Regions from separate parts of the Mus musculus genome. Here regions 1 and 3 are each linked to region 2. Evidence: chromatin loops called from intact Hi-C (ENCODE). Cell type or tissue: gastrocnemius. All regions are shown on one strand. Links, peaks and the distances in the headings refer to the core of each region. The heading gives the core; the rest is flanking DNA.

Region 1 (10,130 bases), core at 977-8,976, 120 kb after region 2:
TGAGGCAGGCAGATCTCTGGGAGCTGGAGACTAGCTTAGTCTTTGTGGCAAGTTCTAGGCTAGCCAGAGCCACATAGTGAGACCTCGGTAGAGAAACTTAGATTGTTCTAGAAAGGACACTGGGAAGAGACAGGAGCAGCAAAGGTAGTCAGGGACAAGAAAAGGCAGGACACTCATGTGTGTGTGTGTGTGTGTGTGTAAGGCTTTTTTTCTGTGCACATCTGAAATAAATCACAAATTAGTAGAAAGGTAGTTGTGAGTGTTTCAGCTGTCTGTGTGTGTGTTATTAAAAGCAGACTGACCCGCATGAGAGGGGCTGTCACCAGAGTGAATAGTATAAACCCGCTACCTAGGGAGAGTAGCCACAGACTGGGGCTCTGGTCTGTGGGAAGAATTTAACTTTTTTTAAAATCAACTTTGGAATTATACTACAGTAGATTATAACAGGGATTTTTTTAAAAAAAATAAATCTTTCCAACTCTTACTAGTGTTTTGTATTTACAAACGCACTTCACTGACATAAAGAAGATATTTGCTCACAAGGGCTATTGTGAATGATCTTTGATGCCTCAAAAATGAACTGTCTTGGTAATGGGAAGTTATAAACCATCAGGTTAAATATAACCACCTGTTACATATAACTTTATATCGTTTTGTGTCACAGATGAAAAGTCACACAGACATTTGTCAAGTGCAGTCATAAGCTGGGCAGGCACTGGGCCCTGAAAGAAAGGAACTGTGTAGTTAATTTACAGTGGCTTTGTGACATTGCAGAAAATTGAAGGCAATTACATTGTGCTTAGTATAAGTACAGGTTATCTTGACACCTTGAAGGATATGTGGATTCACCTACCAGTTCTCTGTTTATACTGTTTTCTCCTGTTAGTAGGAGAGATGGCCGACTTAGGGCCGATGGTGATATAGTCATCAGGTTTGTTCTTGTTAGCAAGAACTTAACAACTCTTGATTATATCTTTATTATTCCTATTTATATCTGCTTAACCCTTCTTAGGAATCCCAGCCTCGTTGTACCTCAGGGATTGCTCAGATTCCTAAGGAGTGATTCTAAAAGTCAAGAAATAAACTTCTGCTCCTGTTGGATATATAGGAGCCACTAACTTAACTAACTAAATGCCTACAAGATGCTTAGAAAAGACGAATAGGGAATGAGATTGAGATCTGGAAATGTTGAGGTTAAATTGGAGCTAGACCAGAGAGTAAGCCAAATTTGATAGATAAAAGTCAGAGGAAGGAAAACGAACCTGTGGTGTTAGGATGGGAAGGAAACCCAAAGCAAACATCTGGGAAGCAATAGTCACTGTGTCTGCCCGGGAGTAACATTTCCACCTTGATTAGAATAGGAGGTTTAGGGTGGTTGGAAATTTGGGTTGAATATGTAATTAGTGAGGAGCCTGATACTAAATTAGAATTTGGCCTTGGCCAGATAAGTCTTTTAAGCTCTTGAATAGTTATTTCTTTTATTAATTTTCAGTTGCGATCTGTATTAAAATGGCTGTAGAACTTCAGCAGTCATAAACAATGCAGTAGTAAGCCAGCATCACTCAGAGTTTTGTTTTGTTTTGTTTTTATAAGGGAAAGGTTGAGTTAGTGCATAGTTTTGCCAGCTGAAAGTCCAGAATCAGGAGGCCCATCGGTTTGGCCTTTGGTGAAGGCCCCTTTGGCTGTATGACATCATGGTGGCATGTGGGAGCATATGCTGAAGGGAAAGATCACATGGTGAGACAGGAAGCCACAGTAATTACCTCTTAAGTGCTACGCTTGTGAAAGTCGATGCAAAGGTCACAGATATATAAACTACTTTTTGAAAAAAATGCAAGGAAGGACGTTATTTTAAATAAATCATAACAATAAACATGAAAGTTAAGATGTGTGGCATATGTGAAAGATTCTTAAGAAAGTGACACATTGCTTTTGGAAGGGGGCAGTCTTCAGTGTGCTTCATGGTGCTGGTGTCACACAAAACTACCCATTGCAGTCCTAGCACACCAGGGCTCCTGACAGGTACTGGGGTACAGTAGGGCACCGGCCTGACATGGTGCCTGTTTGTGCACAGTTGAGTTTATCAGTGAAGGCAGGTTAGTAAATGTAGCAGAAAAGGGTCTATCTATGGTAAACTATTTAGACGACTGAGAAAACAGGACCAGAGCTTCCAAACAAATTAGGAATTATTCTGAGATGGCTTTGAGGGGTGTGGTCCAGATCTTTAACCTGTGACCCAAGGGGTTTCTTTTTTATTTGTGGGGGGAAGGCGGGTTTCGAGACAGGGTTTCTCTGTATAGCCCTGGCTGTACTGGAACTCACTCTGTAGACCAGGCTGGCCTCGAACTCAGAAATCTGCCTGCCTCTGCCTCCCGAGTGCTGTGGGATTAAAGGCGTGCGCCACCACGCCCAGCTTCCCAAGGGGTTTCTAACCAGGGAGATATGGAGAGTGATGATTTGGAGAAAAATAGATGAGCTTATTTGAGGAACTGTTAGAACTGGTAATAGTATAACACACACAAGCATAACAGTGTGACACACACAAGTGAAGCTTCCAAAGTGTAGGCGGCCACCTTGTCCTGACCACTTCCTGGTTGCCCCAGGAACTTCTAACCTGTCTCGTTTTCCCCATATGAATCAGATACGACAATGATCATTTTAGGTGTGCTGGTGCACCCCTTTAATCCCAGCACTTGGGAGGCAGAGGCAGGCGAATTTCTGAGTTCGAGGCCAGCCTGGTCTACAGAGTGAGTTCCAGGACAGCCAGGGCTACACAGAGAAACCCTGTCTCGAAAAACCAAAAAAAAAAAAAAAAAAAAAAGATTAGGGCTGAGTTACCAAGGATGTTTTCAGACTGGTGTTTGGCAGACCCCAAGGCTTCAGTATACTTTAGTTTTTACTGCTAGGGCAGTAGTAACTGCAAGGATAAAGTGTGAGAAGACGGTCTGAGACTAAGGCTTAGTGAATGGTACAAGAAGCATTTAAGAGCATTGAGAAGTCGATGCAGGGAATTTCATTTTGGAGTGCTCTGGTTTCAGGGTGGAGGCCAGACTGAAAGGGCTAAAAATGCAGCAGGGAGAGCAGAGAGATGGATGCGAAGTCCATATGAGACATGGTCATTCAAACGTGCTCACTGTGTGCAGGTGTGCTTTCTAAAAGCGTATGTGTCTGTGTATGGGTATGTGCGCATCCATGCAGATGCCATTGGAGGCCAGAGGCAGTTACAGGTGGTTGCAGGCTGCTGAAGTGGGTGCTGGCAACCAAATGCCTGGTCCTTTACCAGAGCAGTGTGCATCCTTAACTGCTGAGCCGCGTCCCCAGCCCTGTGGTGCTTGTGCTTTGTTGATGGTGACATTGAGCACAGACTTAGTAGTCAGTGTTGGCAAGAAAAGTAAAGTCGAGACAGGGAATAGATGGAAAACATCTGTAGGTGATTTAGAAGGACCATCCATCACGGACGGACGGATGGATGGACAGACAGACGGACGGACAAACGGAAGGAAGGCAGGCCCTTTGAGAAAGCACTAATTGAGAAAAGGCTAGAATGAAGGGGAGGGAGTCCTCCGTGGTATGAGCATGCTTAGCATGGCTAAGACGAGAGAAGATTGTACATGTGAATGAGAACATACATGATACAAGCTGGGATCGCCCATCCTGCTCACCTGGCTCATAGTGTGTGTTCTATGAGTGCCTGTTGAAAAGACAGACCAGATAGCAACTGGATCAACAGTGAGTCATGCTCTCTAACAAGCCTGGAATCTGGGAAGGGGAGAGAGACAAGGAAGGCTGGGAGAAGTTGTGGGTAAACTCTCTGACTGTGAGAGCTCAAAGATTGGACACTGGATGGTCTCCATCCAGCTGTGCCTCCCCTGCAGGGGTAACCATGGCAAGTTCCTAACTTGTGTGCCTCAGTTTCTTTTTCAGGAAAAAAAAATGGGGTCAGTAATACCTACCCTCCATAGGACCCCAGCATGGCTTTTGAACTAAAGCATAGTTGACAATTTGGGTTGGATTGTTTGTTTGTTTGATGCATAGTGGGGAGGTGGTATCCTACCTACTACATGTCCTCTGGCTATAACAAGTAAGAATACCCCCAGATATCATAGATCCCCCTCAGAGGCAAAATTGGCCAGGATTAAGAACCATGTGAAGAGTAAGGGTGCTGATGGTGTAAAGCAAACCCAGCAATAACTGGCATGTGTGTTTCTACTAACAGCAACTGAGATCAAGTCACTGTCCTACACTAACTAAATAACACATATATGTTTGTGTGTGTATGTATGCATATAGCCGTGCGTGCATAGCCCTAGGTTCTGTTGTCACTACTGCTACAATTAAATAAGGAGAGATGGAGGGAGGAAGACTGGTGGTGGTGTGAACAGCTGGGCTGGTCTCATACTTATTTGTACTCACTGATACTCTCAACTGCAAGTGGGTTTTGTTTTTGTTTTTGCTTTTTACTAAATTTTGTTTGTTTGTTTGGACGGTGGAGTCTTGTGGGCTTACTATGCCTCACTCAGACTGGTCTTAAAGTCCTGAGCTCAAGAGATCCTTCAGCCAAGTACTGGAACTGTAGGTGTAGTGCCACTGGAGGTTTCTTTAAGGTGGAAGAGTATTAGTAATGGGTTCTTCCTGTAGGAACTGTGGTCTGGGGGCACTTATTATAAGACTGCAGTAACTTCTAGGTAAACTAGCTTTCAACCATCATGTGTCCTAGTCAGAACTCTCCAGCTTTAATAAGCACTTATTAGAGAATAAAGTGATAGTATATTTATTCAACAATATGTAATGGTCATTCTATAGAACAGTCTTCTACTGTGTGTTTGCTGGCAGCTAGTGCATTGAGCTGCCATAGGTCTTTACCTAAGCTATGAAGAGAGGGGCTGGGATTGTTGGTTTTAGAGACATTCTATATAAAACAATAGTTAATAAATGCAACAATCACAATAGGGTAATCGAATAGATGGCTTGAAATCATCCTTTTCGCTCTAGTTGGGAGATTGTTACTGTTAAAATTTTTCTTAAGAAGTTTTTATTTGCTTATCTGTATGAGACAGTGTTGTACTATAAAGCTTTGGTTGGCCTGGAGCTTACTTTGTGGACAAGACTGGTCTGGGATTAAGGATTTGCTGGAGTTGAAGGCATAGGCCCAATTCCTGACCCAAGGAATCTTTAATAGGTGCTATATAAAAAGTAGATTGTGGGGACACATGCCTTTAATCCTAGATGGAGACCAGCTAGGGCTGCGTAGTGAGATCCTGGAAGGACGCTCAAAACAGAAACAAGCAAGCCCCCCAAATCTAACCGCAGGGGCTAGAGGGGTGGCTCAGTAGTTAAGAGCGCTTACTGGTATTGTTCTTGCAGAGGACACAACTTTATTTCCCAGAACATGCACTGGGGGTGGCTTCTAACCCACAACTCCAGTTCTGGGGATGCAGTGCCCTCTTTTGGGCTCTTTAGGCACCTACACACATATCCAGATACCCACATACAGGCATATGTGCATACACATAATTTTTAAATATATTTGCATAATTTCACATAAGTGCTTAAATTTGAAACCTTATTTTCCTTAAAATCTACTGATCTATTAAAGTAGACTTAGGTAGCTAGAGTGCTGACTTTAGCCCCAGTCGTAGTTCATTCTCCTGGAAATGATAGGTTGAGCAGTCTCAGGACAGGGATGGGATCCCTCCTTAGGAGAATAGCACCTCTGTAGGAACCGTCCTTTCACTTTGAGAGTCTATTCTTTGTGTCTCTGGTCAAGTTAGCACCACCTTCTCCTGGGCTTTTGTTGTTACCGAGTAGGGGGATTTTAAACCAGTGAATGAGGTGTCCTTCTGGTGTCTATGAAAGCCATAGCTGCAGCATGGACTCTTTCTTTTAAAGAATTTTTTATTTTATGAGTACACTATGTCTTCAGACACACCAGAAGAGTGCATCAGATTCCATTACAGATGGCTGTTGGCCACCATGTAGTTGCTGGGAATTGAACTCAGGGCCTCTGGAAGAGCAGCCAGTGCTCTTAACCACTGAGCCATCTCTCCAGCCCCCTATTAAACTGTTCTCAAAGGGGATTGTATTTTATGTCTTTCTCATTTTTCCCTTGGTCTCTCTTCCCCCCATTCCAGCCCTTCCCGTTTCTTTCCTCTCCCTCACTCTCCCTCTCCCCTTCCTCTTCCCTCTCCCCTTCCCTTCCTGCATTGTGGGATCTAGCAGACCAGGGCCTTCCACACGCAAGGAGCCAGTTGCTCTCCTACTAACCGCCCCGTCCCCAAGTCAGTGTCTGACTGTGTAGTTCAAGTTGACATTGAATTCACTGTGTAGCCTAGGATGCCTCTTGGCCTGCTCTTCCTAAGAGCAGGGGTTGCGGGCACATGCCAGCATCCTGGAGAGGTTTGTGTACTGACATATGTATTTCAAGATAGTGTATTCCTAGCACTGGGTTTGGTGGGCTGAGGGAAGTCTTTTTTAAGTTCAGAACATGCTATTGTCAGATTGTCTATTGTATTTGGGGGTGGAGCAGAGTCTCATGCAGCGTCATATTAATTTTTTTAAACAAAAATTTTAGAAATACAAGAAAAGAGAGACTTTTTTTAGCTGCCATGACTCTAATCCAGAATGTAGGAGGCCGAGGCAGGAAAGTCACTTCAAGTTCAAGGCCAGCCTGGGCTATGTGATGAAATTCTGCCTTCAAAATGTAATGGTGTCTGTAGTTTGTGGCAACCAGGTATGTACAAGAGTCCCTCCCCATCTTTGCCAGGTGTAGGTATTATACAGTCTCTTAATTTTTTGGCTGTCCTAATGGATGCTAAATCATAACTCATTGTTACTTTATTATCCCTCCATCCAAGAACTCAGGTAGATCTTTAACAAGAAAAAACTTTTGGGGGGGGGGGCAGGGTCTGAGGCAGGGTTTCTCTGTATAGCCCTGGTTGGCCTTGAACTCAGAAATCGTCCTGCCTCTGCCTCCCAAGTGCTGGGATTAAAGGCGTGCGCCACCACTGTCCGATAAGAATAAACTTTTAAGAAGCCTCAGCCTCTTTGGACAGTAGCCATGTCTCTTTAAAGTGCCAGTGAGGCATAGTGCCTTACTTCTTTTCCTTCTGCTATGATAAAATGCTCTGACAAAAGCAATGTAAAGAGGACAGTAGTGGCCCACACTTTTTACTCCCAGCACTCAGGAAACAGAGACAGGCAGATCTCAGTGAGTTCGAGGCCAGCCTGGTCTACAGAGTGAGTCCCAGGACAGCCAGAGCTACACAGAGAAACCCTGTCTCAAAACAACAACAGCAACAACAAAGCAAACAAACAATGCAAAAAAGCAGGGGGCGGGGGAGGAGGCAACATAAGGTAGAAAGGGCTTATCTTATTTTGGCCAACAGTTCACAGGTACAGCCTGTTATGATGAAGAAGTCACAAGAGTGGGAGCCTGAGGCAGCTGGCCACACTGCATTCATAGTCAAGAAGCAGAGAGTAATGGATTCTTATGCTCGCCCCACTTTGTTCTTTCTGTACAGCCCGGGATGTGCCATTCACAGTGGGCAGATCTTCTTACCTCAGCTAATCTCATTGAAATAAAGCATTGGATTCTCTTGGTAGATGGATTATGAAAGAGATGAGTATGACCCATACAGAATTGAATACAGTTTGACATAGTCCACCACAGTCTGGGCCTTATCAGCACCGGGGCTGGTTTAAATTTGGTCTCTTTCCACTTGGCTCTGTGATCCTGCACTGATGGCGAGCACTGTTGCTAGTGAGAGGTTGTTGTCAGTGACTTACGCTGACATCGTAGCAGCTGACTGTGATTTGCCTGTGCTCTAGCAGAGGCATGGTTTTGCCAACTGCAGACAGTTTCTGCGATTGTGTGATGTTTGGAATTCTGGGAACTTTTCAGAGGGTATAAAATGCTATGGCCCTGAGAGGCGAGGTTGGTGGTGGTTGCTTGTTCAGCAGATTGGTCATGGTTTGTTAGTAGTCATACTCAGAAGAAGAAACAAAAAGAAAGAAATTAGATTCAAGGGTCTCTCTCTCTCCCCCCCTCTATTTTTTCTCTCCTATCTAGAGGTGGGGGTTGAAACCTAGGGGTGGAGTGGGGTAGGAGAGGGGGAGATAAAGGGTGGGAAAAAGAAGAACCCACAGAGCAGCTAAGCCTGGTTACAATGCTGTTCTTGCAGGAGACTTGAGTTTGGTTCCCAGCACCCACATGGCAGCTTACAACCATCTATAACTCCAGTTCCAGGAGACCAGACACACCTCCTGGTCTCCATGGGCACCAGGCATGTATGTAGTGCACATACATATATGAGGCAAAAACATTCATGTGCTTAAAATTCAAATAGATCTTTTTTAAAACATGGATGTTGAACACTTGTGCAGATTTCCTCTGCTTCCTAAATTCTTTGTGTTGGAACATGTATCACGTGGTTGATGTCAACTCAAAAGAGGAAGTTAGAAGGGGAACCTTAAGTAGAATCAGCTTGGCCCATAGTCCATTTCCTATTGGACTACTAGCAGGACACCTGAGTCTGAGTAATTTGCAAAGAACAGAAGTTCTTGTAGCTTATAATTCTAGACCTCCAAGAGCATGGTGCTGACTTCTGTTGGCCTGGTAAGGGTTTTGCAGCTACATTACAGTGTGGGTCACTGTGGGAGCAACACCGCCACTCTTCAATACAGTTTCTCAAGGATGGGCTGGAGAGATGGCTCAGCCGTTAAAGGCTAGGCTCACAACCAAAAATATAAGGATGCACGTCTGAGCCCCAGCACTGGGAGACCGAGGCAGAAGATTGCAAAGTTTTGTTTCTTGAGACAAGGTCTCTCTACAAAGCCCTGGTTGTCCTAGAACTCTCTGTGTAGATCAGACTGGCCTCAAAGACACACAGATCTGCCCCTCTGCCCCTCTGCCCGCTGAGTGCTAGGATTGGAGGTGTGAGACCCTCTTCCTGGCTAGAAGAGTGCAGTTTTGAAGCCGACCTGGGCTGCATAGTAAAACCCAGCCCCACAAAACAAGAATGTTCTTCAGTATGTTACCATCTTGAGGCAGGAGTTTTTTAATTGTCATTTGCTTAAGAAATGCTAATTGCTGTGCTGTGTTCTTTCTGCAGACATGCTTATTCAATGGCAGCTAGACATGTTCATTTCCTCCCGACTTTTTGCTCTCAGAAATCTCCATGTGCAGGAAATGGTCTGTACTCTGGCAACACTGCTGCACAGGCCTGTGCTCAGAAGGCTTGCAGAGCCCCGTGCTGCCTCTAAAGTGACTCACTGTTAGAGAAGCAGAGCAAGAAATCCCAGGAGAGAGAGTGATCAGCTCCCTATCTTGGGTGATGGTTTTCTTTAATTTATTAGGTCATTAGATGTAGGAAGATGTTAACAGTTAGAAAACTCTAAAAGAATGTTAAGTTCCAGGCATGATGTCTTTATGGAATTCACTAAAATATTAATTTGGTGATGTTAACTCCTTTTTAATGCCTTGTTCTTTCCCTGTTTTTTCCACCCTATGAACATTTTTGTCTGTGCTGTAGGAGACCATGAGCTGTCGTAATTGTAAAATGTCAAAAATTAAACAAAAGGAACAGTTAATTGAATATTTTTAGTACTGTTAATACAGATTATTGACCGATCGCCTCATTAATTTTACCCTAAACCTATATAAATGTGGTGATGTTCCAGTTTCCAGGTGCAAAAGTGGTTTAGCTGGAGTCAGAACTGAGTGGAGGCACCAGGTGAAAGTCTCAGCCTTGATCACAGCCTTGCTCAGCTTCTGAGCAAGATCTGATCTGGGTAGATCTCAGACAGCCCAAGAACAGTGTGTGGGTCTCAGTGCTCTGCTGAGACTCAATGCTCTGCTGGTCATTTGTCTTCTTTCCCTCCCCACCCACCATATGTGTAACTCAGGATATTTGTTTGGTTGTTTGGTTGATTATTTTGAGACAGGGTTTCTCTGTGTTACCCTGTGAGTCCTAGAACTTACTCTATAGACCAGGCTGGAACTCAAGAGATCTGCCTTCCTCTGGTATTTATTGAATAAACATGTATGTGCAGTTAGCTGTGGAGAGTAAAAATTAACTGGCATTTTTGTTTGTAAACTTTTATATCTAGGGACTAGAGAGATGGCTCAGTGA
Region 2 (10,130 bases), core at 1,175-9,174:
TTAATGACACTGTCTTGTTATGTTGCTCAGGCTGGCCTTGAATCCCTGGCTTAAGTGATTGTGTTTGGGTGTGTGTGTGTGTTTGTTTGGTTAGTTGGTTTTTGCTTTTGCTTGTTTTGTCCACTTGATACAACAACCTGGGTCATCTGGGAAGAGGGAACTTCAGTTGAGAAAATGTTCAATCCAACTAGCCTGTAGGCAAGTGTGTGGGGTCGTTTTTCTTGCTGATCAATGTGGGAGAGCCCAGCTCACTAACCTCAGGGACTACCCCTTGGCAGGTGGTCTTTAGTTCTATAAGCAAGCAGGCTGAGCAAGCCGTGGGGAGCAAGCCAGTAAGCAGCATCCCTCCATGGCCTCTGCTTCAGTTTCTGCCTCCAGGTTCCTGCCCTGACTTCCCTGTATGATGGACTACAGAGGCTATAAGCTGAAACAAATCCTTCCCTCTGGTTGTGATGTTTATCACAGCAATAGACCCTAACTAAGACTGTAGACCTTGTAACTCGGCATCAAGTAGATCACAGATGTGTCCTGCCACAGCTGCCCAGTCTCACTTGTGTGGTTGCAATTTGTTCATTTTTACTGCCTGCATGACGACATCACAGGAGATAAATCCTTCATCCAACCAAGGCATACTAATGATGATTTCCATGTACGGCCGACCCAGAGCCCATGGGGACATTCTTGGGTATATGTGTATCTCTGTCAAGGATCTGCCAGCTGGGTCACAAGGAAGGTAGATTTCCAGCGTTGAAATTTTACCATCTCTCTAGCCTTCTCATTCTCTCTCTCTCTCTCTCTCTCTCTCTCTCTCTCTCTCTCTCATCGAGTCAAGAAGTATTGGAGGGGGGTTGTGTTGCCATTTAATTTGGATTTCCTTTTCATAGGTTTGGTTTTGAATAGTGTTGAGTTTGGGTTTGGGTTGTTTGGTTTGGTGTTAGGGGTTAAACATAGAGCCCTCGTGCATGCTGAGTAAATGTTTTACCATGAGACTACACTCCTGGGCCCTGTCTCTCACAGTTACAGCCACTCCAGTGAGAACGCAAGCTTTAAATAGGTCACACTCACCTCTACTGTGATCCCACTATCAGTTTTTCTAAGGTTTGAGTTGTTTATTTTATTTTATTTATTTATTTACTTATTTATTTATTTATTTATTTATTTATTTATTTATTTATTTATTTATTTTTGAGGCAGAGTCTCCCATGAAGCTTTATAGCTTTGAACTTGCAACATGGCTGACCACCGGCTTTAGCCTCCTGATCCTTCTGCCTCCACCTTCAAACACTGGGGCTATACTCAGTCTGACTGTAAATTTGCATTTTTCTGATGACCCTGGAGCTGAAGTACATTTTCACGTGTTTTTGGTGACTGTCTTAGTTGGGGTTTCTATTATTGTGAAGAGACACCATGACCATGGCAACTCTTTTTTTTGTTGTTTGTTTGTTTTTGTTTGTTGTTGTTGTTTTGAGACAGGGTTTCTCTGTATAGCTCTGGCTGTCCTGGAACTCACTTTGTAGACCAGGCTGGCCTCGAACTCAGAAATCCGCCTGCCTCTGCCTCCCAAGTGAGAGGGGATTAAAGGCATGCGCCACCACGCCTGGCTTCATGGCAACTACTGTAAAGGAAAACATTTAATTGGGACTGGCTTACAGGTTCAGAGGCTTAGTCCATTATGGTCATGGCGGGAATTATGGCAGTGTGCAGGCAGACGTGTGCTGGAGGAGGGGCTGAGAGTTCTACATCTTGATGCAAAGACAACAAAGGTAAAACTGAGGCACTAAGCAGGCTTGAGCTTCTGAGACCTCAAAGCCCACCCACTTCAATAAGGCCACACCCACTCCAGCAAGGCCACACCTCCCAATAGTGCCACTCCCTGTGAGCCAATGGGGGCCATTTTATTTTCAAACCACCATAGTGACCTAGATATCTCTTTTTGGTAATGTGTTCCAATGTTCTATCCATTTAAGAAAAGTTGGAATGTTTAATGAGTTTTTAAAAAAAAATTGGCCGGGCAGTTGTGGCGCACGCCTTTAATCCCAGCACTTGGGAGGCAGAGGCAGGCGGATTTCTGGCCAGCCTGGTCTACAGAGTGAGTTCCAGGACAGCCAGGGCTATACAGAGAAACTCTGTCTCGAAAAAAAACAAAACCAAAAACAACAAAAACAAATGGAGGTGGCGGTGCTGCCATGGGGATGGCTCAGCATGTAAAGCTTGTATTTGAGTCTAGTGACCTGAGTTCCATCCCTAAGATTCACATGGTAGAGAGAGAGAGCTGACCCCTGCAAGTTGTCTTTGACCTCTATATGTGTGCCATTGAGCGCGCGCGCGCGCACACACACACACACACACACACACACACACAGACACACACATTAATTAATTAATTAATTAATTAATTAATTAAACCAACCTACAAACCCTCAATGACATTTTTGGGGCCAACGAGATGGCTCACTGAGTAGAGGTGCTTGCAGGCAAGCCTGATGATGTCATTTTCATTTCTGGGATCCACATGGTGGATGGGGAGAACTGATTCTTGCAAGTTGACCTATGGCCTCTCACCATGCAGTATGTACCAAGTGTCTCCTCAACACAATCATCTTTGAAACACAATAAAAGATTTTCTCAAAAGCTCTTTGTGAGTCCTTTACTGGGCAGTTGATTCTCAGATGGCCTTTCCTAGGCTGTGGCCTGTCTTTTCTTTCCAGTGCGGAGATGGATCCCAAGGCGTCAAAGCATGCTGGACAATTGTTGTGGTACCAAGCATGGCCTCCAGCCCTGCTTTTGACATCACCTCTAAGAAATCCTTTCCTAATGAAGGTCACAAATATTCTCTTCTAGAAATTTTGTAGTTTAGGTTTTGGTTTTGTCCCCTCCCACACACACCCTTTTTGTTCTTTTCACTTTCTTTTTTTTATAGTTGTGGCCATCCTTGATGTTGTTTGTTTGTTAAGACAGAATTTCTTGGGGCTAAGAGCACTGGCTGCTCTTCCAGAGGTCCTGAGTTCAATTCCTAGCAACCACGTGGTGGCTCACAACCATCTGTAATGGGATCTGATGCCCTCTTCTGGTGTGTCTGAAGACAGCTACAGTGTTCTCATATAAATAAAATAAATAAATGAATAAATCTTTAAAAAAAACCAAAAACCAAAAATAGTATTTTGTGTCGTGGATGTTTGCATTAATTTTGGCTTGCTGAAGTGTTGCAGTGAAATCTTATGAGTTTTGATGACTGCGCTGTTTCAGCGTGTGCTTTAACTGTGGCCCTGAGTCTCCCTGCCTTGCACTACTGCAGCTTGGGCAGATTTCATTTAAGAGAAGAAAACCAACCAACCATCCACAACTGTGGCTGTATAGATGGCTCAAGGAGTAAGAGGACTTGCTGAGGGTGGACCAGGGTTTGAATCCCCAGCGTCTGGGTTTTAAAACAAATCTGGATGTGACCAATTGTGCTTGTGACGCCTATATGCTATGTAGGGGAGCAGAGACAGGTGGATTGCTGCAACTTGCAGTCCATCATCAGCCTAGCTCCAGTGAGATGGGATAAAGTGGAGGGTGATAGAGCAGGACACAGGGGTCCTCCTCTGATCTACACATGCACACTCACACACACACACTCTTACACTCACACACACACACTCACACATACACTCTCACACACATATACTCACACATACACTCTCATACACTCACACAGTCACACACACTCACACATACACACACAGACACACAGTCACACACACTCTCACACATATACCCTCACACACATATACTCACACATACACTCTCATACACTCACAGTCACACACTCACAATACACTCTCACACTCAGAAATACACATAAATACTCACACATACACTCTCACACATACACCCACACACACTCACACATACACTCTCACACACATATACTTACAGATACACTCTCATAAACATTCACACACACTCATACATTTACACACTCATACATTTATACACATACACACACACACTCACACCGACATACACACACACTCACACAGAAATGCACTCATAAATACACTCATACACACTCACACAAACACACTCTCACACACACTGACATTCACTCACCCACACACACTCTCACACACACATATACACACATACTCTCTCTCTCTCTCTCTCACACACACACACACACACACACACACACACACACACACTTTCTCTCATACATACACACACTCACACATACATACACTCATACACAAAATCCTGTTAATGTTCAGTTTAGTTTATTTATTTTTCAACAGTGTTCCCTTATTTAACTGGCTGGAAGTCATGCTATAAATCAGTTTGCCTTGAACTACTGCAACCCTCCTGCTTAAGTCTCCAAGTGCTGCGATTTCATGCCTGAGCCGAAACATGCAACTTTCATGTTTGTCTTTACTTTAGCTTTTCTTGGCTGTTGTTTCTACCTCTTTTGAAAGGACTAAAATGTTAATAATTTTAAAAAGATGTGGGCCCATGTGGTGGTGGTGGTGACACACAACTTTAGTCCCGGCACTTAGGAGGCAGAGTTAGGCATCTCTCTCTCTGTGAGTTCAAGGCCAGCCTGGTCTGCAAAGTGAGTTTCAGGACACCCAACCAAGGTTACACAGAGAAACCCTGTCTTGAAAAACAAAACAAACCAAGCAAAAAAAAAAAAAACCCAAACCCACAAAATTCTAAAAAGATGTTGTGATCATAACCACCAGGGGGCGCCAAAGAACATCTTTTAAAGTAGATCTCTGTAGATCTCTGTAGTTAAGCGTTCCTCCAGCAAAGACTCTTCCAGTTTGGATTCCTTCACTCTTCAGACGAAAACTCATCCATTTTGTGACTCTCTGGAGGCTTGGCTCAAAATACACAGATCAATGTAAGAATATGTTTTAGGACAGAAGGCTTATCTAGCTTGCATGATCTCTACCCTGGTTGAGCAAGCAAAACGGAAACAGAAACAAAAATATCAGCATAGAAAACAAAAACAAAACCACCCTACATCTGTGTTCTTTCCTGAAGTCCCCAAAGAGAGCCAAGCAAGGGACTGGTGGCAGAGTTCTGATTCCTAGAACCAGGGTTAAAAAACACTGTGTGCCCTTGGGAGATGGAGATACTGCTTGTGATGATAAAATAGACTCCAACATTTGTGCGTTTGCCTGGCTCATGTAATTCAAGTGTGCAAAGTATCTTGTAGATGATACTTTGAAATTTGTCCTGTCTTGGATCTTTATTTTGTCCCTGCAAACTGGGACACTTGGTCACCTTACTTGTTTGACCCTCTGCGTTTTCTTATCTGTGAGATGGAGGTAAGACTGAAAAATGGCGTTGGGGACACAGAGAGACTCATGGGTGCTGAGTAAGATATAGATCCCAGGCTAGGCATGGTAGCACATACCTTTAACTCTAGCATTCAGGAGGCAGAGGCAGGTGGGTCTCTATGAGTTCAAGTCAGCCTGGTCTATATAGTGAGCTCTAGGACAGCCAAGGCTACACAGAGAAACTCTGTTTTGAAAATGAAAGTAAAATAAAATAATAAAAAGTGTTTGAAACCTACGGTATTTCTTGATAACAACAGGAGTCTAGTTGTGTGTTTTTGTTTGTTTGCTGTTTTGTCATTGTTGTTTTGAAATTTCTGTGTAACCCTGGCTGTCCTGGAACTTACATTGTAGACCAGGCTGTTCTCGAACTCAGAGATCTGCCTCCTGAGTGCTCGGATTAAAGTGTGCACCACCATTCCTGACTCCAAAAACATTATAAATAGAGCCTTGTTGTGTTGTTATTGTTCATTTAGTTAAAGGATTTTTTTAAATTATGTGTAAATGTGTATGTGCACTTGGGTGCAACGCCTGTGGAGTCCAGAAGAGGGCGTCAGGAGGTTGTGGGCTGCCTGACAGTGTGGCTGAGGCCCTAACTCAGCTCTGCAAAAGCTGTGTGTTCTCCAGCCCCTGTTGTTTGTTTTGAGACAGGGTCTCATTATATAGTCCTGGCTGGCCTAAAATTCACCATGCAGACCAGGCTGCTCTCAAACTTGCAGCAATCCTCCAGCCTCAGCCTCCCGAGTGCTGGGATTAAAGGCCTGTGCCACCACGCCCAGCTGTTTTTGTTGTTTGAAACATGATCTCCTGTAGCCCAATCTAATAATTAGCTGAGGATAGCCTCAAGCTCCTGATCCTCTCGTGTCACCTCACACAGGCCACACAGCAGGCAAAAACTCTTTTTAATTGACACACTATAATTGTATATATTTATGGTTTACAGTGTGATATGCCATCTCAGATATACAATGTGCAATGCTTAAATCCAGCCAACTGGGTTATGTATTCATCTGTCTGTCTATCCATCCATCCATCCGTCGTCCATCCATCACTTTGCGTTAAGAACATTCAAAGCCCTTTCTATCCGTTACTCTGAATCATTCGATTCATTGTTGCCAGCTACAGTTTCCCTACTGTGCTATTATGGGAATACTAAAAAGTGATTGCCACTTCTCAAGGATGATTTCAGAGCAAGAGAAAGGGTTTGTAGATCATAGGGGGAAAATATGTCTTGGAATATAAATCAGTGGCAGAACTCCTACTTGCTTAGCAATGTCTGAATTTGATCCCCTACAAGTGAAAAAAAAAAAACAAAACCAAAACAATAAAAAGGCCATTAAGCTATAGCCTCGGCTCCCCAAATCCATTTCACAGTCTTTCCAATCCAGCCATCAGACTATTGCCTGGGTGTGGTGGCTGTGATAGCACCCACGATCCCAGGACTCAGGACACAGATGCAGGCTGAGTGCCGTGAGTTCAAGTCTGGCCTGGGCTTGCAGAATGATACCCTGTCTAAAAAAGCAGAAGCACAGTCAACAACAACACATTACACACACACACAAACACACACACACACACAAACACACACAGAGAGAGAGAGAGAGAGAGAGAGAGAGAGAGAGAGCGAGAGAGAGCAAAGCTTTACCAGGTAACTCTTATCTTAGTTTGGCTCCCACCCTCAGGAGCACACAACACTTCACTTTAGCACTCTTTACTTTTGACATCAGGACCTCAAACAAGCATTGGAGCTCTTATCTCTCCCAAAGCAAAGCAGATATCTCCCTCAGACCTGCCCTGTGTTTACAGAGCGCTCGGAGCTAAATGCCCCACCTCAGTGCTGTCTATCAAACAAACCTGCCAGTGGCTTTTCTGGACCTCACCAGATTCAAGCTCTCATCCGCATCACGTTCACAGCATGGCCGCTGCACGTTGTCTGTAGAGCCTGTTTGTAACGATGGCAAAATTTTTTTTTTAACGCAGGATCTCATGACGTAGCCCTGGTGGGCCTGGAACTCACTATGTAGACCAGGTTTACCTGCAACCTGGAGTGATAGATCCTCCTGCCTCTGCCTCCTGAGTGTTGGAATTAAAGGCATACATTATCTACCTTGCCCGGACTATTTTATCTTTAAATATTTCCTTTATCTCTCTCTTTGCAGCCAATAAATACTTGCCAAATTGTATGCAGGATTCTAATCTCTGGTTTTGCTAGTGTTTAGCTTTGTGATTTTGGGCAAGGAATGTATGCACCTTCACTCAGCCTCAGTTTCCTTATCTCGAGTATGGGGATCATAACTGCAGTAGACTATCACCAGGGTAAACCTCATCATGCCCTTAAGGACTTAGTTATCACCGAGCACTGCCGAGTGAGAGCTATATAGTGTCAGAGAAAACCAAGGTTAAAGAAATACCTGAGGGCTTCCTGGAGGCAGTGGGATGAGTGTTGGGATTTGAACCCAAGGGGAGGAGGGGACTTTGCAGGCATCAGGACCTACCTGAATGAGAGGGAAGCCACAGAAAGGCAAAGTGTGTGCGGAGGACAGCTAAGTCAAGACCTAGAGAATAGCCTTGGGGGAATTACCCAGGAAGAGAGACAGAGAAGAAAGGAGAAGTGGGTGTGTTTTCTAGGCATATGGAGCCCAGGTTGGATGTGTGGGATCCGTGTCCAACAGTCTGTCAAGATGTCCTGTCACTGGCTTTGTCTTTCAGAAGTCAGAAGTGGTGAGATGATCGTATGGAAAAAGCAGGTTGCTGCGCACCCTGCATCTCAGGAGGCAGAGGCTGGTGGATCTCTGTGAGGTTCAGGTCAGCCCGGTCTACAGAGGGAGTTCCAGGCCAGCCAGGGTTAGACAGTGTCTTAGAAAGACAGAAAAAAATGATACTTGTATGCTGGTTATTAACAGGCTAAATTTAAAGTCTTACATTTGTATTGAAGAATTCATCACAGGGACCATGATCGGAGGCCCAAAATTGGATGGCTTGTCTATGAGGCCACAGAGTACTGAGACAGCACCCCCCCCCACACACACACACCTTCAAAGAGTTGAGAAAAATGTAAGAGAAAACCAGGCATGGTGGTGTGTGCCTATAATTTCAGTACTCAAGATGGACCAGGAGGATTAGGAGTTCAAGGTCATCATTGGTTACACAGTGACATCGAGGTTAGCCTGGGCTACATGAGACCACATCTCAGTCTCCTCTCCCAAAAAGAAAGAGTGAATTTAGACTAGTTTGTAGAGAGAGAACTAGAAGGAGGTGGAGTGGAAAGAACTGCTTTTCAGGTTAGTTTGAGCCAAAGGATCAGTATAGTCACCCAGTTTGTTGACAGATATGTAAAGGTATAGCTTGCAATAACAGTTGAGACCAGTCATCTAGGAGGGCCATGTCCTCACTGTCTCCTGGCCACACCCCGTTATTTCACTCATTACATTTGTCAATGGTAGAAAGCCCAGCTCTGGAGGGGCAGCTGGCATCGTCTCACATCACCTCAGCCCAGCACATTCATTCCCCACGCAGCTGCCAGGGATGCTCCCCTGCTAAGGGGTTTCCCCTGCTGCCCCCAAATTCCCAACTCCTCCCAAATTCCTCAGTTAAAGAGAGCTGCCTCAGGGATCATCACTCCCTCAAGGCCCTCAGCCAGTGACTGAGACACTGAGACACAAAAAGTTTCCTGTGTTGCAGACCGTTGGAGCTCTCCCCCTGAGGATTGGGGCCAAGACAAGCTCAAGCTAGGGCTTGCTGGGTTCGTTCCCTTCCCCTGTGTTGTTCAACTTCCTCTTCAGCCTTTTTGTTCTCCCTCAATCAATTCTGATTACAAGCTCTCTCTTCCATGGCTCTCTCTCTCTGTGTCTCCTGTGTCTCTCTGTCTCTGTCTGTCTCTGTCTCTGTCTCTGTCTCTCTCTCTCTCTCGTGTGTGTGTGTGTGTGTGTGTGTGTGTGTGTGTGTGTTAACTTGGGGATGTGAGTATACAAGGCAAGTGCTCTACCAATGAGTTCTATCCCAGTCCCTCTGTCTGCTTTGATGTTGCTTTATGTTGCCTGGGATTCTTGCTGATAATTCCCTCTACAGCTCAGGAGGCCTGGCCTGTGTCGCAGCAAAGAGAACATTTCCATTCCATTTGGTGAACAGACGTCTCAGGACTCATTCTGATTGGACTCTCTTGGGTCATATGACTTTTCTAACCGTGCGGCTGCTGCTGGTTGGTGGTGGTAGTGGTACTGCTGCCATTGGTGATGGTGGTGGTGCTGATGGTGATGGTGGTAGTCATGTAGTTGTTGTTGGTTACAAGAGTGGTGGTGGTGGTTGTAGCAATAAACACTGCAGTGGTTGGTCGTTCTTGCAATGTGAGTGATGGAGCCGTACCTATGACAGCAGAGGGACAGAGGGTAAGGAAGAGAGTTTGAGAGAGAGAAACAGAGACATAGAGAGAGAGAGAGACAGACAGACAGACAGACAGACAGACAGACAGAGAGACAGAGTCAGAGAATGCTTGCTAGAAGAACAAAAATGATATATCGCCAGGAGGTGTGGTGGTGCATGCCTTTAATCCCAGCACTTGGGAGGCAGAGGCAGGCGGATTTCTGAGTTTGAGGCCAGCCTGGTCTACAAAGTGAGTTCCATGACAGCCAGGGCTATACAGAGAAACCCTGTCTCGAAAAACAAACAAACTGGGCTGGAGATATGGCTCAGCGGTTAAGAGCACTGACTGCTCTTCTGAAGGTCCTGAGTTCAAATCCCAGCAACCACATGGTGGCTCACAACCATCTATAACAAGATCTGGTGCCCTCTTCTGGGGTGTCTGAAGACAGCTAC
Region 3 (10,130 bases), core at 1,278-9,277, 170 kb after region 2:
TGACACACACAATAAGTTTAAAAATAAATGTAATTTTTAGAACAAAAATTAAAGGGGCTGGAGAAAGAGCTTAGCTGTTAAGAGCATCAGCGGCTCTTCCAGAGGACTGGTGTTTAATTCCCAGCATCTACATGGCTGCTTGCAACCATCTGTAGTTCCAGTCCCAGGATATGACACCTTCTTCTGGCCTCCAAGGGTGCTACATGCAAATGGGACACAGACCTACATGCAGGGTACACCCATACACATAAAATAAAAATATTTTTAGAAAGAATAAGAACTAAAAGCCTAACAATCACAACTAGGAAAAAAGGCTGAAAGCAGAAGGTGTCCTAATGTGTGATAGTCACAGCTTACAGCTCCTGCCTACAGAGTTGTCAGTGAGCCCAAAGTGTGACCGGAGCCCAACAGCCATTGTCTTTCCCCTTAATGTCAGCATCTGTGGAGAGACCCAGGCCACCCTCACACAGACAGACACAAGGTGGGAGGGTCAGTGGGGACTGAGGGACTAAACTTGGTGGCTAAGAGCTGTCAGTGATGAAGAGCATCCCTAGAACTTCCGGGGGGGTGGGGGGGGGGGAGGCTCTCTAGCCGGGATGCTTCAGTAAATCTTGAACTGGTTCCAGGCGCTGGTTATACCCTTCCTGTTTCAGCTCATGAACAGAGAGCCTTGGAGGTACCTTGAATACAGCTCCTGAGTCTGCCTATAGTGGTTCCATGGTGTATTCTTGAGAAAGTGGAAATCAGAGCTCTTTTACTTGCTTAATTCACACATGTGCTCATTTAAGGCAGCTAGCTTGTCAGAGAGGAAGAAAACAGGTGCTAGCAAGAAGGCCCAGAGTATCAACTGGTTGCAGCCAACTGGTGTGGAGCCCAGTCTCAGACTGAAGCTGTGTGATGAGGAACGCCACAGCTCTTGGCCAGTGTGTCGGGTGGTGTCTGAAACATCTCTACCCTTCCTGCTCTGACAGAGCCGCACACTTGCCTTTGCTCAGAGGGTCACTAGGTCCCTAGGGGGGAGAACGGGTCAAGAGCTGCCCCTTGCCACCAGAAATATGTATTCCTAACACTCTGGTGTCTACATGGGTCATAAGGGCCTTCTCCACACAGAGACTGCCTTCCTGGAGTTCTGAGAACATGAACTTGGGATGAGTAATGTCCTGGACCTTCCCAGCAAAGCTTTAAGACAGCAAGGAGGGAGGGATAGACCCCACGATGAGCGCATCCCTCCTGGCTGGACACTTAGTCTGTGCTTTCTGACTACCAAAGGCCAGGATTTTTAAACCCATCTTAGCTTTTCTCTACCTCCCTGTGTCTAGTCTCCTTGCCATGGAAGGAAGGTCGGTGATTTGGGCTCTCCTGTGCCACTTGATCCTACATCAAGAAAGCCTGGGGCTTTACCTGCATCATCTTACTTCTCCGTCACCAAGTCACACTCTAGTGTGCTTTAACAAAGCTGGCTGGACAAACACAATAGCTGCCCAGCCTCAACCCCAGGGACTCTGACCCCTCCCACGTGGGCCTGGTACATGGTGGCTGGAAGTCCTCACAGGCCTGAAGGAGGAGCGGTTGCCCTCTCCTCCGCCTGCCTGGCAGAAAGGGCGATTGAAAGGGCCACGCCTGTTGTCAGGAAGTAGAATTCAGAATGGCAGAGAGAGAGAGCAACCTTAGCTAGGCTGCCATGGGCCAAAGGACCAACATGCTGCACAGTGTTAGTTGAAGGAAGAAGGGGAGGCGGATGACTGCCTGGGAGGGATCCACCCTCCATGGTCACTGCTGCTCAGCCAGTGTTGGTTTCATCATATAAAACTGGAACGGTCCTTAGGGACCAAGATGTCGTTGTTATAAACGGATAGGACTTTGTCATTGCTATCGTGAGTTCTCCGGGTCATTCCTCACTCTTCTGCCCTCGCCTCATCCATCCTGGCCTGTCTAGTGTACGGCTGCTCCACAGTGAGCAAGCCCTAGTTTTCACGCTACAGTCTTCTGGGTCTGAAAGCCCTGGAGTCTCTCAGATGGGTCTGTAAGTCCTTCTTCTGTGTGCCTGTACCCTTGCTTGTGGCTGTGGTCAAGCCTGCCTTTCCACGTGGCCCACAGTCAGGTCTACATCTAACTAGTACATCTGATTGGTGCAACCTTGACATAACACCCCACCTTCACCCTGCACCAATCGAAGTTCTTTGTTTTTTTGAAGAAGTTGAGAAACTAAGTCAGAGAAGCAGAAAGACCTCTCTTCAGAATAACAGAATTAGGTTGTAACCATTTTCTAGTTTCTAGTTTTTTCTAACTCTTCTGAGCCTATTAAATGGAACATTACCTATCGCAGGCATGTGTGCTCCTGTGTGTGCAGGTACACACGAGAGGACAACCTCATGCATTGGCCTCCCCTTTCACCTGGAGCAGTGGCTCCTAACCCTTCTGATGCTGTGGCCCTTTAATTCAGTTTCTCGTGTTGCAACCCACAGCCATAAAACCATTTCCATTGCTGCTTCATAACTGTAATTTTGCTTCTGTTATGAACTGTTTTGTAAATATTAGGAGACCCCTGTGAAAGAGTTTTCAACATCCCCCAAGGGGGTCAGTTATGACCCACAGGCTGAGAGCCACTCACCTGGAAGCAAGATTACCTCTTGTTTGCCACTGTGCACCAGGCCACCCGGCCTGTGAGCCTCTCCTGTCTCTACCCCCCAGCTCACCATAGGGCACTGCGGTTAGAGAGTGCTCATAGGCCTGCACTCACATGGGTGTTGAAGGCTGGACTTACACATGCGTGGCAAGTGCTCTACTCAACAAGCCTTCTCTGCAGCCCTCCTTAGGTAAAATGCTAAATTAGCTAGCGTGTTCGAATATCTGAGCTAGCAGCTGGGCACGGTGCTACAGCCTGTGACCCCAGCACTTTTGAGCTGAGGCCGAAGATCGTCCTGAGTTTGAATGTAGCTTAGGCCACAAGAATTCATTGAGCATATGTATCAAAAGATGGCCTAGTCGGCCATCACTGCAAAGAGAGGCCCATTGGACTTGCAAACTTTATATGCCCCAGTACAGGGGAACGCCAGGGCCAAAAAGGGGGAGTGGGTGGGTAGGGGATTGGGGGGGTGGGTATGGGGGACCTTTGGGATAGCATTGAAAATGTAAATGAGGAAAATACCTAATTAAAAAAAACTGAAAAAAAAAAAAAGGATAGACAACTGTAAGTCATGTATGCAGCAAAAAAAAAAAAAAAAGAATTCATTGAGACCACATCTGGGAAAACAAAACCAAAAACAACAAACCCAATCTGACCCAATCCCTGCCATATAAGCAAGCATTCAGTGGGTATCATTTTCTGTCTTGCTGGAGTGAGAGATGCCCTTAGGTCAGTGGGTTCAGAATCTGTATCCACCATGGCCCTTTGACCTCTCACCGTCATGCAGTGGTGGCAGCTGTCATTGGTACATAAAGATGAACCACCCCTGTGTCAGGCTGTCTGTGCTGTGAGACATGCTTCCGGAAGCCGGGTTTGTCATTACCCCTGGGGTTGCAAGGATAGGATGTTCAGGTAGCCAGGGCTTAGACAATCATCTGTGTCTGCAGCCAGGCCCAGCCAGCCCGAGAGAATAAGCTAGTGACTTGGCTAAGCCGCGCTTGTGGCAGCAGTGCATCCCATGAGACAGTGGGTGCGTGCTTTTTGGGTTTTGTTCTTATTTATTAGTATGTTGGCAGGGTCTCTCTACATAACCTTGACTATCCTGGAACTCATTGTAGACCAAGCTGCCCTAGAACTCGTAGAGACCCTCCTGCCTCTGCCTCCCGAGTGCTGGGATAAAAGGTGTGCATCACCGCACTCAGCCTGATTCTTTCAAAATAGAGTTGGCTGGGCAGTGGTGGCGCACACCTTTAATTGCAGCACTTGGGAGGCAAAGCCAAGTAGATCTCTGAGTTCAAGGCCAGCCTGGACTACAGAGCTATTCCCAGTGTGGCCATGGCTAAACAGAGAAACCCTGTTTGGAAAAATTAATTAATAAGGGAGAGAAAGGGAGAGGGAGTTTGTGTGTGTAGATGCGTGTACATGCATGTAGATGCCTCAGAAGCTAGTAGCAGGGACATTGGGTCCCCTGAAGCTGGGGTGATCGACTATCACGAGCTGCCTGAAGTAACTGCTGAGCCATCTCTCTAGCCCCAGTGATGGGAGTCTTTGTTCCAGGAGGTGGGCAGAGTCTCAGTCTCCAAAAAAGTAGTCATAAGCTGAATTGTCCCAAGAGTTGTTAGGACCCTGTAATGGGACTCAGATCCTTCAACACAGGAACTTTTCCAGGTTTCTAACTCTGAATCTGAACTCTAGGACCTGACAGTTAACCTGAGGTTTCAAGCTATAGTACAGAGCCCTCTTGCTGACCACATAGAACCCTCTTACAGACACCCGATAGCAGCTTACTGAATGAGTGACTATAGGGCGGCTCTGTTGTGTGAGAGAGAGATGTGGCATACTCCTGTGTTGTGAGAGAGAGAGAGATGTGGCATGCTCTTGTGTTGTGTGAGAGAGAGATGTGGCATGCTCCTGTGTTGTGAGAAGGAGAGAGATGTGGCATGCTCCTGTGTTGTGTGAGAGAGAGAGATGTGGCATGCTCCTGTGTTATGTGAGAGAGAGAGATGTGGCATGCTCCTGTGTTGTGAGAGAGAGAGATGTGGCATGCTCCTGTGTTGTGTGAGAGAGAGAGAGAGAGAGATGTGGCATGCTCCTGTGTTGTGTGAGAGAGATGGGGCATGCTCCTGTGGGCTTGTTGTCCCAGCGTTGTGGGAGGGAGTGGTGCTAGCCTGTCACTCTCAGACCACACTCCTGCTTCCAGGCCCTGAAAGCCAACTTTGGTCCAGTGCATTCTTGCACAGTGGAACCAGGAATGAGGGCGGGCTTCCTTCCCTTGGGGCAGCCTGGGCGGTTCCCTGAATGGGTTCTCTAGCTGTGCAGGTTGAGGAGAGAACCTGTACTGGTTTGTCTTGAGGGTGTCTGCTGAGTCTAGAGCTCCCCCTGCTGTCAGAAAATGGAAGGGCTCACATGGCCTTACCGTTTTCTCTCCTATTATTACTATTTTTAACATTGTCTTTAATCTAAACAAAACTGCTGCCAGGATGGTGAAGCTCCTCTGAGCATGCTCCCAGGAGGCCCACCCCTGGGAATGGAGGGGCGGAAGCACAGAGGCCAGGCAGGATAGGTCCTATCTGTGTCTTGCTACTTTTAGTGGCTCCCACCACAGGCCTGGAAGGTTATCTTTGCACACAGTCTCACACTGTCTGCAGCCTTGGGCAGCAGAACTGAAACCGACCACAGCCTCACATGCTTCTCACCTACTGCCATTGCTCCCTAGCGAAGGGAGCCACACGCCCCCTGTCCTCCCCGGCGTCTTAAGTTGTCATGTGTCGCCTTACAAGAGACTTGGAGTGCTCATGCTGCATTTGCAGAGGAGCTGTGGCCGGGCTTACCATTAGTGACAGAAGCTCAGCAGACCCCAGAATGGGACCCAGCTTTCACGAGGGTCAGCCAACAATGACTGAAATTTTCATAGTTCTCAAAGATAAACCTGAGAGTCATTCTAACCAAGCCGTTAGTCCCGGCTGAGCAAAGATGCTGCCCTGTGAGGGGTCGGGCCTCTGCTTTCACCTCCCTATGTGGCCACTGCAATTTCTAATAAGACAGAAAAAGTGTGGTGGGTGCAGCTCACAGATCTGCCCAAGCCAGGCAGTCATGGAGCTAACTGGTGGGATGGAGAATGGTGTAGCACTGAGCCAAAGGTCAAGAGGTCCTGCTGTCCCCAGGGGTCTCAGAGTGACCAGCCATAAAGACACATGCTTGTTGGGTGCCAGGTGGCATTTCTCGCCTGCAGTGGTAGTGCTGTACATGGAGTGTCACTAGGAGGTGGGTTCTGCTGCTGTTTGGGGTTTTGGTTCTGGGACTGAGCCCAGGGGCTTGCCTGTGCCATGCAGGCACTCCAGCACAGAGCTAGCCTCAGTCTCTAAATGTAATTCTTTTATGGTTCTTTTCTCAACAGCTTTGAAAAGCCCCGCTGCATTTCATGAGCAGAGAAGAAGCCTGGAGCGGGCCAGGGTAAGGCTCCCTCCTCACCCCCACCCCCCACCCCCGACCTGCAGAGTACACCGTCAGCACCAGCCAACTGCGTTTCCTTCCAGTCTAGCACAGCTTTGGGGTCAGCCCTCACCTTGTAGCTCTACTCTAGGTTTCTACTATAAAACCTTGGCCTTTCCTGTTTCTCCCCTCCCCCCCCCAGCCACTCTCCCTGGTAGAATATAGACAGAGTGAGACTCTCTTTTTAGTACCTTGGAGGCCTTGTGAAGGTCACCAGAGCTCCCTCCCCAAACCTGGCCTAAAGACGTCTCATCTTCCCTCCACCGACTCCATTTAGGCTCACGTAGGTGATCTGCACCAGTCCTGCCCATGGCTGCTCCACTCGAGAGCACACTGCCCACAGCCTATGGGCTCCAGGGAACCTCCATCTCCACCTGCCCCAAAGCAGCCAGCATCCACTTCTGCCCTTGTAAAGCAGACCTGGCGTGCAAAAGCCACACTTTCTGCTGAAGCACTGTAGTTGCAGCCTTGTCCCCTCCTTTTCAGTTCCCTCTACTCCCCCCTCCCCAGCAATGTCCTGTGCTTGCTGTGGGTGGAGACGGGGAGGGAGCAGCTTATGGTTCCCCTAGTGCCCCCACTGGACTGCTTTTTTCTCTATAGAAAATCAAGATTAACTCTTAGGGAGTAGGAAGAGCGGAAATCAGGGTGGGAAACTGAGAAACAGAAGCAGTAACAAACCATTTGCTTGCTTACTTCCATTTGCTTGGAGACAGAGAAGGCCCAGCGGGGAGTAAGGTCAGCATTTGCAGCCAGGCAGATTAGCTCCGAGTACAGTGGGCCCTGGTTAGACACCACTGTCTTACTGAGCATAGCTGTGTGTGTGTGTGTGTGTGTGTGTGTGTGTGTGTGTGTGTGAGGGTGTGAGGTTGAGCTCATTTTGTATTTATCCACACAGGAACCCTCACAAGTTAGATGCAGCTGTCCTTGGTTTTTGGTTTGGTTTGGTTTTTGAGACAAGGTTTCTCTGTGTAGCCCTGGCTGTCCTGGAACTCACTCTTTAGACCAGGCTGGCCTCCAACTCAGAGATCCGCCTGCCTCCTGAGTGTTAGGATTAAAGGCGTGTGCTCCACTCACCTCCTGGTGTACACCATGGTTTCTAGATGCAGCAGAAGCTAGCTAATCTGTCCAGCTAGAAAGCAGTAAAGCTGGAACTCAAACCTAGGTCTGTGGAGCCCAGACTTATTACATTTCGTGTGTGTGTGTGTGTGTGTGTGTGTGTGTGTGTGTGTGTGCGCGCGCGCGCGCACTCGAGATCAGAAAACAACTTACAAGAGTTCTCTCCTGGGCTGGTGAGATGGCTCAGTGGGTAAGAGCACCCGACTGCTCTTCCAAAGGTCTGGAGTTCAAATCCCAGCAACCACATGGTGGCTCACAACCATCCGTAACGAGATCTGACGCCCTCTTCTGGTGTGTCTGAAGACAGCTACAGTGTACTTATATATAATAAATAAATAAATCTTTTAAAAAAAAAAAAAAAAAAAAAAAAAAGAGTTCTCTCCTTTCATCATGCAGGTCCTGGGGATCACACTAAAGTCCATTTCAGCAACCATGTATATGTATATATGTATATAACCATATATATGTTTGGTTATATATGCAAAATAATTTTATTTCCTCACATGCGGTAAATATATTCATCTAACAAGTGCATATCTTGCACATCTGTTCACAGATGATGTCAAAATTACAATACTGGGCTTAATAGTTAAGCATGCACTGAACTGTCTTAATTAGATATGAAAAGTGAGTGTATTGGACTGGTCGCAGCATAGCTTGCCTTACTCAGTGATAGCAATGAGAAAAGTTGTTAGTTCTGCATCTGAGTAAGAGCGTGGCCTGCGCGTGTGCGGCGGGAAAGCTCCGCATGCGATCCCAGTCATGCCACAGCTCCCCACGTCTGTGACTCCAGTTCAGACAGCATCTCGGGAGACGCATCCCTGGTGGCTGCGGCCCAGGTCCCACAGGAGCTCTTGGATGCAGCTTTGGGTGACCATCAGCTGCTTGTGTTTTCCAGCCCCAGCAGTGCCTGCCTTCAGTGGCATCAGCTAAAAGTCCTTTCTTTACCTTCTGCACCAGGAGCAGACTGGTTCTCCTTAGTAGCTTGTGGGTAGCCAGGCCCGAGCCAGTGGACATCCCTGGAAGATTGACTGTTTGTTATAAAAGCCATGACTCAGACCCATTGAGACGAGAGGTGTATTTGAATGGGAGTAGCCTCTCTGGTGGGTTCTCCCAGCACCTGCCCTCTGCTCGCTACAGATGGGCTGATGTACCCAGACCCCGCAGCTGCTTTCTGCATCTTTAGGCTCAGGCCACAGGGTCCTGGGGCCACAGCCAGCAGCATGAGAACCAGGCTGATCTCTGCTGTAAATGATGTGCCACAGTAACTTCTTTCCGACCCTGGCCCATCCTGTCCTCTCCTTTCGTAGGCCGTTGCAGAGGCGAGGAGCCTCAGAATTAGCCTTCAGCGGCGGGGGCTCGGTGCTGCTGAGGGAGTGGTGTAGTTCTCCCAGCATCTGATGAATGCAGAAATGAGGACATGGGACTTTAAGGAACTAGAGCTCTGACACCATGTATCAAAATTAGTATTGCATTTGGCAGTCATTCAGACTGAATTGAAAAGACTCTTGAGATCACGCAATGCGAGGTTTTTGAAACAGGACATAAAATTGCATCCACAGTGATTACTCCTCTGCAGAACCAAACTCCATGAAAGAAGGGCTGGAGACAGCAGACTCACTGCTCTGCTGACATGAAATAGGTGACTGTCTTGTTTTCTGATTTTAAGTAGTGTAAGTATTAAGTTTTAAATACATACAGCGGTGGCCTGAGAGATGCAGCTGCAAGCTGATGTGTACTTTGATATCCGCCTTGCCTCAGGACCCTGCAGTCACCAAGCTGCTGAGGTGGACAGTGGCAGCCACTACAGCCAAATCATGTTTTGTGGTCCTGTCCACTCATAAGCTTCTGTCCCAGCCTTGAGAGTTTCTTGGTGCGCTTTTCCACAGACCGAGGACTATTTGAAACGGAAGATCCGTTCCCGGCCCGAGAGAGCAGAGCTGGTCAGGATGCACATTCTGGAAGGTGTGTGAGTTGTACCTCCCCGCTGCACGTGCATTGTAGTTCTGTGCCCTCCCACTCTCTGCTCTTGTCCATCTTCTGCTAGCAGAGCCAACTGTTGGCTTTACAGTCAGACACGTGTGTGGCTGTTACTGTCTTACGGGAGTTCGTGAGAAGCCTGGGTTGCCATGACCCTTTTTTTTTTTTTGGTTTTTTTTTTTTTTTTTTTTTTTTGGTTTTTCAAGACAGGGTTTCTCTGTGTAGCCCTGGCTGTCCTGGAACTCACTTTGTAGACCAGGCTGGCCTTGAACTCAGAGATCCACCTGCCTCTGCCTCCCGAGTGCTGGGATTAAAGGCATGCGCCACCACGCCCGGCCTAACATGACCCTTCTGGGTCCACCACCCACTGGGATAGCATGGTCATGGTCTCTATCTGCTGGGATGGAGCCCCTTTCTCTCCCAAACACTGCAGTTTGTTTGGGTTTCACTTGCTCACTCACTCCCCCACTGGTATTACCTAAGCACCTATGATGGCAGCCATACTCACCCAGCTATACTTTTCGTTCCTGTGGTTAGCTATAGGATTCATTTTCTATAGTGTTTGAAAGGAGAAGTTGGGCTCCAGAGAGTACCACGTATGTGCCTATTTTAGTTTGCTTAGTTTGGGGGTCATTGGGAGCCTCAAGGAGACCTTCTCAAGTCAGAACCCCACATTTTGCCACTGAAGCCACCGAGAGCCAGGACAAAGAACAGTTTGCCTTGGTGGCCCAGGTCTGAGTGGAGCAGAGCAGTTCTTGCTCTGGTGTTGTGGCTGTGCAGCCCCGCCTCAGAAGCTGTTCAGGTCAAGCCCGGCTAGAATTGCCCAGCGACCCTGGAAGCCAGGCTACACTCCTGCCTGGGCGTGGTTCCCACTCTGCTCCTGTCAGCTCCTGTGGCTCTAAGGGCCCTAGGCCAG

The links. Peaks named below come from ENCODE experiments on the same cell type or tissue, not always from the same donor. Only the 100,000 strongest peaks of a DNase experiment are listed, where the experiment ranks them.
Region 1: a loop joins it to region 2, with 5 times the contacts of the local background. A loop is called at or near these places in 36 of 42 quality-filtered maps.
Region 3: it touches region 2 in a loop (8-fold over the local background); 18 of 42 quality-filtered maps call a loop at or near these places.

Annotation. Positions count from the first base shown.
Region 1 is chr15:81,073,047-81,083,176 of GRCm38, reverse strand. All of the region lies in intron 2 of Mrtfa (myocardin related transcription factor A), which reads left to right. Among named protein-coding and RNA genes, the nearest start is that of Sgsm3, 100 kb to the right of the region's middle. In gastrocnemius, for the core only: a CTCF peak has its summit at 5,435 (motif pointing left); no DNase peak of the experiment used is centred there; H3K27ac peaks cover 176 bases.
Region 2 is chr15:81,194,381-81,204,510 of GRCm38, reverse strand. No RefSeq gene overlaps it. Among named protein-coding and RNA genes, the nearest start is that of 4930483J18Rik, 8.6 kb to the right of the region's middle. In gastrocnemius, for the core only: CTCF peaks have their summits at 4,708 (motif pointing right) and 5,847 (motif pointing right); a DNase peak (open chromatin) is centred at 4,715; H3K4me3 peaks cover 474 bases; H3K27ac peaks cover 574 bases.
Region 3 is chr15:81,022,611-81,032,740 of GRCm38, reverse strand. Mrtfa (myocardin related transcription factor A) reads left to right here. Exons shown (of 14, transcript NM_001082536.2): 4 at 6,024-6,079; 5 at 9,124-9,199. Among named protein-coding and RNA genes, the nearest start is that of Sgsm3, 50 kb to the right of the region's middle. In gastrocnemius, for the core only: no CTCF peak of the experiment used is centred there; a DNase peak (open chromatin) is centred at 5,001; H3K4me3 peaks cover 484 bases; H3K27ac peaks cover 4,700 bases.